Regions from separate parts of the Mus musculus genome. Here region 1 is linked to region 2. A link is a loop called in an ENCODE intact Hi-C map of the cell type or tissue named here. Cell type or tissue: heart. All regions are shown on one strand. Links, peaks and the distances in the headings refer to the core of each region. The heading gives the core; the rest is flanking DNA.

What was found. Hi-C counts contacts between places; a loop is a spot of excess contacts. Peaks named below come from ENCODE experiments on the same cell type or tissue, not always from the same donor. Only the 100,000 strongest peaks of a DNase experiment are listed, where the experiment ranks them.
Region 1: a loop joins it to region 2, with 1.9 times the contacts of the local background. A loop is called at or near these places in 2 of 42 quality-filtered maps.

The regions. Positions count from the first base shown.
Region 1 is chr13:44,566,701-44,572,595 of GRCm38, reverse strand. It overlaps Gm34276 (a long non-coding RNA gene), which reads left to right and starts at 3,953. Exons shown (of 5, transcript XR_873341.2): 1 at 3,953-4,155. In heart, for the core only: no CTCF peak of the experiment used is centred there; a DNase peak (open chromatin) is centred at 3,045.
Region 2 is chr13:44,620,687-44,626,581 of GRCm38, reverse strand. All of the region lies in intron 1 of Gm40931 (a long non-coding RNA gene), which reads left to right. Among named protein-coding and RNA genes, the nearest start is that of Gm40931, 13 kb to the left of the region's middle. In heart, for the core only: no CTCF peak of the experiment used is centred there; a DNase peak (open chromatin) is centred at 3,771; H3K27ac peaks cover 2,377 bases.

The sequences.
Region 1 (5,895 bases), core at 1,050-5,049, 54 kb after region 2:
TGGTAAGTTGTTCGTGATAACTTAGGCTTATAGATGAAATTGGATCATGATCTACTGAAATTTTACACACGTTCCCATTTCTTTATTGAAAGTGATTGAGTATTTATACAAGGAAAATTGAGTTTTAAAAGAAATATACATGTGGCAAGGGGGGAGGGGTATTGGTGCAGGGCAGCAAAATGGCTTAGAGGATAAAGACGCTTGCTTATAAATCTGAGATGTAGAACCAAATGGTAGAAGAAGAGAAACAACCTTCTCAAGTTGTCCCCTGTCCCCCCACATGTGTGCCCCATTCCCACATGAATAATTAAATATAATAAAAATATATTGGGCTAGACAAGATCACTCATACCCATGCTTGGGGGTCTGAGGCAGTAAGATTGCTATGAGTTTGAGGTTAATCCAAACTACCCAGTGAGTTCCAGACTAGCCTAGGAAAACAGTGAGTCCTTGTCTCAAACAAATACTCCCCCTCCCATAAACTACACACACCCAAAGCCCCAACCAGCAAACAAATAGATAAAGAAAGCAGCTATATTAATAACTGGATGTAAATGATGGAGACTGACTGACAGTATAACTTTAGAAACACAGAAGACTCATTTATAATACCAAATCAAGCAGATAGAACTTATACATCTAATTTTTGACTGAAAAGTTGTCATGATATCAGTTCTGATCTATTTATTACATTTATATAACTTGAGGGGATATGGTCTATTATAAAATTTATCATGTTATTTTATCTACCTTGACATCATCAAGTGAAAGGTCTAGAAGTAAGCTTATTTGTCATCCAGTATAATTTTTGTTTATTTATTTATGGATTTTGAAAAAGGGTCTCATATGCCCCAGTCTGGTCTCAAAAATTACTATGTAGTTGAGGATGGTCTCAATCCTCCTTCTCCCTCCTCTGTCTGCTAAGTGCTGGGATTGAAAGTGGGTGTCAGGGAACTTTTTAATTTTGTGCACGAAGAAATTAAGATGTTGTCATAATTAGGGTTTTATTACTGTGAACAGACACCATGACCAAGGCAACTCTTATAAAAGGCAACATTTCATTGGGCTGGCTTACAGTTTTCAGCGCTTCAGTCCATTATCATCAAGGTGGGAAGCATGGCAGCATCCAAGCAGGCATGACGCTGGAGAAAGACCTGTGAGTTCTACATCTTGTTCCAAAGGAAGCCAGGAGCAGAGTATTTCCCATGTGTCAAGGAGGAGGGCCTCAAGGCCCACCCCCACCGTGACACACTTCCTCCAACAAGGCCACATCCACTCCAACAAGGCCAAAAACCTCCTACTAGTGCTACTCTCTGGCCCAAGCATATCCAACCACCACAGACAGAGGCCTTGATTGGCATGTTTAAGGTCTCCTATGATATCATATGATAGGACATATGTCCTATCATATGTCTCATATGATAGGACAGGTATCAGAATCCCACCTGTCTGTATCCTGGCATCACCCCTGTTTCACCATTGCAGATTTGCTGTGGTCACATCAGTGTTAACATTACTCTTGGTTTTTTGTTTTTCTTTTTTTTCCTCTTACTGCGACATGGAAGGTGCACCTTGGATCTGAGGGCGCTCGCTACATTCTTGCCTGTTATGTGTCATGAGCTAATGGCTACCTGCTGTCCACCATTATCCTTCTTTCTGTATACACTGTTTCTGTCAGGCATTTGAAGATACAACCAGATTCTGTTCCCTAGCCCTCTTTCCAACTTGTGGCCAAGTAGCTGATTTTTTTGTTTTTCTAAAGACACAGAATATCAAACAGTCAGACTTGCCTCAATGTTGTTAAGTAGCCAAGGGTGACCTTGAATTCCTATCTCCCAAGTGCTGCTGGGCCTTATTCTATCTGCTTCCTGATGGTGAGGAATGGAGAGCCTGGAGCCTTGAACTCAAAGAAGCTAGATGTTGAGGATGACAGAGGCACCAGACAATCTTAGAGGTATCTACCTCTGGGCTATTACATGTACCTAAGCCATTGTATTTAAATACAAAGGTCTTTTTGTTAGAAAGACTCTCAGTGGGAAATGATGGGGAAGTATTAGGTACATAGAGCACAGCCATTCATCACTATAACAGATGATGCCTGGGACAATCAGCTTATAAAGTGGAAAGGTTTATTTGGCCTTATGCATAGTCCTTAATGGGGTAGGCAGCTTCTTTTGACCTGTAGTGGAGGAGCAGAAGATGACAGGATCACAAGAAGGAGCAAAAATCAACTCACTGTCTTGAGCCAAAAAGGAAAAGGTCTTGGTCCCACAATCCCCTTAAGGGCATGCTCTCCTACAACTAAGGACCTGTGCCATCCTTACTGTTCTATTGCTGCAAAGAGCACCACAACGAGCAACTTACAAAAGAAAGCATTTAATTGTGGGCTTGTTTACAGTTTCAGAGGGCGGGCATGACCATGGCAGGGATGATTCTGGGGCAGTATCTTAGAGTTTATATCTAATTCACAAGCAAGGGCATGGGGGAGAGAGGGAGGAGAGGGAAGGGGGAAGGGGTCAGGGGAGGGAGAAGGGAGGGAGGGGGAGTGGGGAGAGTACTAACTGGGAGAAGGGTAGGCTTTTAAAACCTCAAATCCCACCCCTAGTGACATACTTCCTCCAACAAAGCCTTAACTTCTAATCCTTTCCAAACGGTTCCATCAACTGGGAACCAAACCTTTAAATATATGACCCCACAAGGCCATTCTCATTCAAACCACCACAACGTCCTACTAGAACCTTCTTTTGGAAGACTCCACTGCTTCTCAATACAACCACTCTGGGGAATCAAACCTTCAGTATGTGGGGGTAGGAGCATTTAAAATCCAAACCATAGCAGCCCCTGTTAGGGCCAATGTACTGTACCTGGACTTTACCACTGATTTTAATCAAAGAGCTGACCATCGCCAGAAGCAGGTTTTCTGTCTTCTGGGCTCAGCTGTACTTCACTGATCCACTCAACTTGGGCTCTTAATATAACCTCACACCTTGTGTCCATTAACATGAGGACATTCTTGCTGTTAGGCCAAGTGTTCCATGTGACAGAATGTTGACCTAGAGAGTCGTCTGGAAGTTGGAACATGAACTTGCTGCTCCCAGAATGACTGTGGCCAAATGCCTCTTTAAGTAAAAGACTTATTTTCCTCATTTAGCTCCTTGGAGGACTGTGAGTAATACTTCATAAAAATGGTTATAAAGCAGTTGGCAACTGCAAGCCTCCTGCCTATAATGCTGAACTAATCCAGTAGCTTTCTTGGCACCTCTGTCTCTAATGATTCATAGATGAGCCTGTTTACTTAAAGGGGCTTGCTTTGGCATGATCCACTCGGGGAAGAGGTGCTCTCCATGTCTGGGTCATTAGGACTCAGCGAATGTCTCATTCTTGCCCTTAGAGTCTTGCTTAGCAGCACAAAGATGAAGAAGAAGGCATTTGAGCTATGGTGGCTCCTGGTTCTGTACTATTCTTTCTCCAGCGGGGATGTCTGTAGTGGTGTTCTGATGATTGCTTGAAATCAAAAGTATTTAACGAAGGAGACAAGCTGTTCAAATCATTCTTATGTGATGGACATTAGGTTTGCAAAAAATACCACCGAGTTAGAATCATGCTTTAGGTATTAAACAATAAAGTCTTATGACTGGTTGATACTTCTCTTAAGTCAGTGTCTTATACACATAATAGTTCATTGTGACCAAGGAACTGAACCGCACTGCTTTGCCAAAGAGAGCATTACTTAAGTAGGTGACTCTTGGCCCTTTCATATCAGCGCCTTAAGAAGTTCACCAGAAAGTGTTGCTTTGTACCAGGCAGTCCGTACCAGGTCCTTCTGGGCAGCCGCTATTCTTTGGTGAAGTTACTTTTGACCATTAATCCGTTGTTAATCCCAAATCTCTAGAAGGGATGTATTTGAAACACTTTCAAGTTCAAATTCTTTCTCTTAGGAGCATAAATCTGTTAAGAGAACAGCAACAGTGGACGAGAACGTGGTCCAAGTGCATTTTGAAACAAAAGTATGGCAGATGGCATCCGGACACTGGGAGACCAGGATTATGACTCGAATCGCTCCACCTGGAAATGATGGGTTAGCATCAAAGTCCATGTCGCAGAACTCATGTCTGGTGGTCATTGCCACGGAATCAGGTTGGATGCAACCATAAGGTGAACATCTTCTACTGAGAACTGGATGACCATGGCTGGATCATCAGCCTGCAGTACCTCTTGAGAGGGAGAAGAGAGTGGTAATAGTATGGGGTAGGAGGTTGAGAGAGGACACTTAACATCCCAATCATACACTTGTAACATGCCGTCAGTCTACTTTGTTGTTGGTCACTTGTAGAGCGCATGCAGGCCTTGAACCTGCTATGTAGCTGAAGTTGACCTTCAACTCCTGTTCTTTCTGCCTTGATGTTCCAAGCACTCGAGTCATAGGTCCATTCCATGGACCCAGTGAATATGTGCTGTGGATCTCATGTTATTTAATTCTCATGAATATTGTATACTTTCATTGCCAAGCATGGTAGAGATTCCCCCAAACAAATAGAGGAGGAGATGGGGAGCCCAAGACACTAAGTATATTCATCTAGAAGTTGTTGGAGGAGAAAGATCTGAATCTGCATTTACTTAATTCCAAGGTCCTAACTCTTGCCATGAGACCATATTGTCTTTCTGGCAAATAGGGACTATGCCAGAGGGAGGGGGAGAATCCAGGTAGCAAAGCCAGTTATCCAGGCCAGTTTAATCAGACGTTGGTGGAGAGCTATTGGTTGGAACATGACCAACACAAACAGGAGGGAAGGAGGGGGGGAGAGAGAGAGAGAGAGAGAGAGAGAGAGAGAGAAAGAGAGAGTTTCCTGAAGAACACCAGATGTAAGACTAAAAGATTATAGCAACGATACCTGCTCTGTTAGAGAAAGGAGACCAGGCAAACAGACTAAGGTGTCAGCTAGAAAGTGTACAGGGCCTTAGCTGAACACCGAGATGCTGAGATGCACAGGGCACAGAATTGTTCTGCTTACTAAACCTCCACTGTGCTTTAAGGGGATAAAAACCTTTGGGAACCTCAGGTGGGGTGAATGGATTTTGCTTTTGGAATGTGGATCTTCTTGGGCCAGGGCCAGGACTCAGAGGGGCTCCCCAAAATGCTGGCCATTGGCGTATGTATATCCTGTCCTAGGTACTTACTACAGCATGAATCTAGGCACTCCTCCTGTAAAAGGATTTTCCCCCCACATATAATTAAGATCTCAAGTCAGTTATCCTTAAGATGTGGCAGCCAAGTTTGGATGGTGGTAGAACTGAGATAATTACACAGACTTTTTAAAAGCAGGATTTTGTCTTGCTGATTGAAGGAGAGGAAGACACAGAGAGACACATCCGAATTAGGAACCATGCTTGTGAGTTTAATGGCTGGGAACTCACACAACCTCTAGCTCCCCCGCTGCCCCAGAGTTTCACCATGTAGCCTGACCTATCCTGGAACTCACTATGCAGATCACATTACTCACAGAGATCCACCTGCCTCTGTCTCCCAAGTGCTAAGACTAAAGGCATGGGTCACTATCCCCAGCTACAACTTCTAATTTTATTGTTATTTATTTATTTTGAGACAGTATCTCATGGAACTTAGGCTGACTTCATACTCTCGATGTAGCTCCTGCCTCTACCTCCCAAGTCCTGGTCCTGGTTCTACAGGTATGATACACTATGCCCAGGCCAGCTTATCTAGCTGTTGACAGTGGATCCAGGATGACAGCTAGAAGGAAAATTAGGACCTTAGCCCTCTGTTCCCAAAGCAACGAGGTCTGCCAGCAACTTTCAAGCCTAGAAGAGGACCTGAACCTCTGTTATAGTGGTTCTCAACCTTCCTAATGCTGCAGCCCTTTAGTACAATCCCTCATG
Region 2 (5,895 bases), core at 1,295-5,294:
TGATTATTGAAATATATGCAGCTCTGTATCTGTACTAATGCAACGATCAGCTAGCTAATGTGTGGGGAATCGAACTCAGGAGCTCTGCCTCTGTGAAGCACTGCCTGTCTGACCTCTACTTGCTCGTTTCTGAGGTTCAGGGCTGCCTGTCTCTGTCTACAGTTTGCAGGTGTTGCTATTGCTACAGCTCACCTAGGAGGTAACGTTCAGGCAACAACATTCCATTCTTTCTGAGATAGCATCCCCAGAACGAGTCATTCACTCCCACCATGGGGAAAAAAGACTTATGTTTTCTACAATGGTTGCAATTTCACTATCGCACGATTAGCTCATACCTGAACTCCTGGAGGCGGATACTAAATCATTTGGTTTGAGGGAGATTACTGTCCAGCTTCAGCTGATGGCTGAGGCAGAGCAGAGCATGACACTGACCGAGTGTTCTGGACAGTGTATCGGTAAGGCCAGACTAGGCAAAGACCTGGTAATAACCAAAGCCAAACTGTGACAGTCCTATTAGCTGGGTATAGCTGTCATCCCAGTACCTCGGAGGCAGAGGAACTCACGGGTTTGAGGCCAGCTTGGGTTACCTTGGGGAAATCCCCATCCCCTAAGGGGAGGAGAAAAACAGGAAAAAAAAAAAAAAAACGCTTTGTTTAGTGGGTAAAATGCTTGCCTTACAAGTGCAAGGGTCTGAATTTGAAAACGTGAAGATCTGAGCTTACGTCTTAGAACCCATGTAAAGCAAAGGGGCTGTGAAGTGGGAGGCAGAAACTGGAGAATCCCCAGGTGCTTAGGGAGCAGCAACCTTGGCATATGCTGTGGCAAGACGTTGTCTTGAACTACACGGATGACAAGGATCTATCCCACAGTTATCTTCGAACCCCAACACAGACATGCACACACATCAAACGTGCGCGCACACACAGACGCAGACACAGACACAGGCACACACAGACACACACAGACACAGAGAACAGGGCGGGGGCCAGGGGGCAGGGGGAGGAAAAGAAATAATTCCAAGGTCACCTTGGGTGAGCCGTTGTCTCAAAAAAAAAAAAAAAAAAGAAAAGAAAAGAAAAGAAAAGAAAAGAAAAAGAGGAGGAGAAGAGATGGTCTATTAGGTAAGAACACCCTCCGATAAGCCTGAAGGTCTAAGTTTGATTCCCAGAACCTACAGAGTGGAACGAGAGAACCGACTTCTCCAAGTTGTCCTCTGATCTTCACAAGAGGCCACACACATACCACATACAATAGGTAAATATGTATATTATCTAAAAATTAAAAACAAAGCAGTAACTACAACAAAAACCCCAAACCAAACCAAACCACGGCCAACAAAAACAGAAGGAAAAGGAACAAATGTATCTCTTGCTCTTGGCTTTTGTTTTTGTTTATTTTGGTGCCTGAGACTGAACCTGGGACCTCTCCCATGCTAAGCACACGCTTCCCCACGGTACCCGAGTCTTGTACATGTGTTACAGGCTAGCAGGGCGGTTCAGGCCATGCCGGTCACTCCTGCAACCTGACAGATGCAGGCCAGCCTCTGTGTGTGACTTCGATGCGACCACAAAGAAGAAGAGAACAGGAGAGACCTGCGGCAGCAGTTGAATGTTTCCACTTGCCAGTGACAGACATCGCTCCGCCCACTGTTCACTGGCGAAAGCGAGTCTAATGGCCTTGCCACATACATTCAGGGGCTGAAAATCTCAAACTCCTGCAGCCTGGAAGGAAAGAGATCGGAGTCAGTGAGCAGCAGCGATAACTGACAGCAAGAATCCCAAGGCCAGAGAACCGGAGGAACTGGTGCTGGGACAAGGGCCAGCTCAGCTCACGCTCAAGATGGAAGGGCAAATGCCTCCCTTTTTACCTTTTGTCATCTCAGGCCCTCCACTGGTTGGGTGAAGCCCACCCATGTCAGGGAGGATAGCTTTTTTTCTTTTTAATCCAGTCCATGTATTCAACTGCTAATCTTATCCAGAACTGCCCTCTCAGACACACACAGCTATAAAGTTTAACCTGGGCCTCCTGTGCTTCAATCAGATTGAAATTTAGGGTTAACCTTCTCAGTCGAAATAAAGCCCTGAAGAAAATCCAGATCCCTGGACTTCCAGGAAGGTGAGGTTGTCATATCCCAGCCCCCACGCCTGGTTCAGAAAGTTCAGCAAGCTTACCATACCTACCTACTGGGTATCTACTTCACTGATAAGGTACCTCTGGAACAAGGCCCACTCAGTCCCCAGCACTGCAACACATTACACTACCACTTCCAGTCCCCACCAATTCTTTTTAATTTTGTGGACAGAGGGCCTTATTACAGAGGCCAGGCTGGCGTGGCACGAGAGGATCTCCTCCCTCAGTCTCTCAGTCTGGAATTGCAGGCCTGGGCTATCATGCTCAGTTCCTCCTCCTCCTCCCTCTTCTCCTCCTCCTCCCCCTCCTTCTCCCTCCTCTTCCTATTGCTATTCATTATTACTTTGTAGGTCTGGATGGAACTTGCATATCTAGGCAAGTGTTCTACCACTGAGCCTCATCTCCAGCCCCATCCATAGGTCTCTTTCTTGAGAAGGCAGATGATTCTCGGAAGGAGATTGCAGCTGTAGGTTGAGCATCTGCAACCGTCCCAGCGCTCTGGAGGCAGGGGCAGGATTGGGATGCATAGTGTGGCACTTCATAGTGCGACAACCTACTTCCCCCTGCCTGGAAAACAATGAAAAAATGAACTCATGCTTGCCTAGAGGAGCATCCAGTAAAGTTCAATCACTCAATTTATTTTTTAATGCTAAGTTTTCCATTCTTCATCTATTTTGTTTGTTTATTGCTCTCGTGTGTGTGTGTGTGTGTGTGTGTGTGTGTGTGTATGTGTGTGTGTATGTGTGTCACAGTGCTTGCGTGGAGTCACAGGATGACTTGAGGAAGTCAGTTGCTTTTGTTCACTGTGTCAGGCCTAGGGATTGAATTTAGATCCTCAGACTTGGTGGCAAGTGTCTGTAAGAGCTGAGCCATCTTACTGGCCTCCCGCACTCTAGGTCAGATGTCCTGACTGGAAGCTGGAACATGTGTGAGTCCATCACAGACACCTCCCACACTCACTGGATGGTCTCGGAAGTGTTGGAGTTTGTGGCCGACCTGTGTCATGGCCTGCTTTTGCTGTGTCAGTCGTGTTGTTGGGCGTGGAAACAGTTGCTTTTTCATGTATTTGGGTATCACTCACTCCTTGAGTAAGGCCCGTTTGTGTGCCTCCTGCTTTGGTGGAGAGCCAGGAGGAGGCCCGTGTACCTTAGCTGCTCTGTTTGAGCCAATGTTTCTTTTTTTTTTTTTTCCCTGATGGCTTCGCTGGAGCTCAGCATCTGTTGAACCTCACCGGGATGTGGTGAGGGCTAATTAGATAATGCCTGGAAAGCACTTGGAGCTCCTCGGAGATGGGCTCTCTGCATGCATTATTAATAGAGATGGGGCACAGTGTTCCCAAACAGCGCATGGTGCCTCCTTAAACCCCTGGGGTAGGGGGTAGGAAAGGCAGTGTGTGTAGAGGGGGATGGCTAGAGAACAGAAGGGGCTTGCAGTCCTGCAGTGTGGCATGGGTGCTGAGACTGGGGACAAGGACTGTTGTTGAAGGTGAAATACAAGCTGTCTCCTCGACCGGCTGTGCTAACATGAACAGTGTAAGGGGTGCAGAGGGCAGTTCCTGCTAAACCGGTCTGTGGGAGCCCCAGAGGGAATCTGTCAGCCTGGGTCCCAGCCAGGCTGTCCTTCCCTTGGGGTTATTTCCAATCAGGGGACCATGCCAGCTTCCAAGGCCACTTCTGGAGCTGGGCAACGTTCCCCCTGAGAATTCTCTCTGCTGACTAGCCGGCCCAGTTTTCTGAGGGAGGAGGGGAACGGTGACCTTCTTGATTTGTCCCCTCCCCTGTTGCAAAGGTTGTGTGGGGAGTGTGGCACACAAATGCTAGTGGCACAGGGGTGGTTATTAAAGGACTGATCTGGGGTCATCTGACGTCAGTGGCCTGGAATCCTTGCACATTGGAGGAGTTAATCTGTAGGACTTGAACTGTTTTCCTGTTCACTGCACAGGGAGGTGGGTGGTCTGGCAGGTGTGTGTCACCTAATAGGTAGATGAGGTCTTTGGATTGGATGTGTACCTCACACCCCAGTCTATGTTGAAGGTCTAACCCCGTGTCCTACTTTCTGTTGCTGTGATAAGACATCTCGGACAATAGCAACTTAGAGAGAGAAAGTATTCATCTGGCTTCACATCCAGGTTACACCCACCATTCCCTCAGGAAGTCAAAGTGACAGGGACTTGAGGTAGCTGGTTACCTCATATCCATGGTCACGAGCTGGCGAAAGTGAGTCTAATGGCCTTGCCACATACATTCAGGGGCTGAAAATCTCAAACTCCTGTAGCCTGGAAGAAAAGAGATCAGAGTCAGTGAGCAGCAGCGATGTCTGACAGCAAGAATCCCAAGGCTAAGCCGGGCGTGGTGGTGCACACCTTTAATCCCAGCACTTGTGAGGCAGAAGCAGAGGCAGGCAGATTTCTGAGTTCGAGGCCAGCCTGGTCTACAAAGTGAGTTCCAGGACAGCCAGGGTTACACAGAGAAACCCTGTCCCGAAAAACAAACAAACAAAACTCCAAAAACAAACACCCCCCCAAACAAAAAACAAACAAACAAAAAGAATCCCAAGGCCAGAGAACAGAGGATACATTCATACTCGCTGTGACTCAGTTCACTCTCTCCCCTTGTCCTAGATAGTTTTATGTCAACCTGACACAAGCTAGGATCATCTGAAAGGAGGGAAACTCAACTGGGAAAATGCCTCCATAAGATCAGGCTGTAGGGCCTTTTCTTAATTAGTGACTGAGGTGGGAGGGCCCATTGTGGGTGGAGCCACCCTTGGGCTGGTGGTCCTGGGTTCTATAAGAAAGCAGCTTGAACAAAGCCCTGGGGAACAAGCCAGTAAGCAGCATCCCTCCATGGCCTCTGCATCAGCTCCTGCCTCCAGGTTCCTGCCCTGTTTGAGTCCCTGTTCTGGCTTCCTTCAGATGAAATATGATCTGGAAGTGTCAGCTCCTTAAATCCTTTCCTCCCCAACTTGCTATTTGGTCATGGTGATTCATTGTAGCAAGACAAATCCTAATTAGGACACCTCTCTTGTATTCTAGGACCCAAGCCCAGGAAATGGTACTGCTCTCGTGTATTAACACAATCAAGGCACATACATACACACCAGACATGTCCACAGACCGATCCCTCACATAGACTCTCCTTTTCGGTGACTCTAGGTTGTGTCAAATGAACATTTAAATTAACATTTAGATCTAGCTATCATACCGCTACAGTGATGATGTTTGGAGATAGGGTCTCCAGGGGAATTAGATGCGGTCATGAAGGGATTGGTACCCAATGAGGAGATACAAGGCAGCTCCCTGTCTCTAATGCACGAGGGCACAGTGATCTGATGGATTTCTTTTTTTTTTTTTTTTTTTTTTTTTAAAGATTTATTTATTTATTATATGTAAGTACACTGTAGCTGTCTTCAGACACTCCAGAAGAGGGAGTCAGATCTTTTTACGGATGGTTGTGAGCCACCATGTGGTTGCTGGGATTTGAACTCCGAACCTTTGGAAGAGCAGTCGGGTGCTCTTATCCACTGAGCCATCTCACCAGCCCGATCTGATGGATTTCTTTTGTTTAGAAAGAGTTTCCTCACTAGAGTCAGAACCTGCTGTTTCCTGCTCTCTTGGGTTTCTTGTCTCTAGAACCATGAAAAAAAATTAAATTTCTATGACTTAAGTCCCCTAGTCTGATACAGGTTTAGTACCGTTAATCCAAAAATTCCAAATCTAGAATAATCCAAAATCTGCATTTTTTTTAAAGCACTGGTATGGTCATC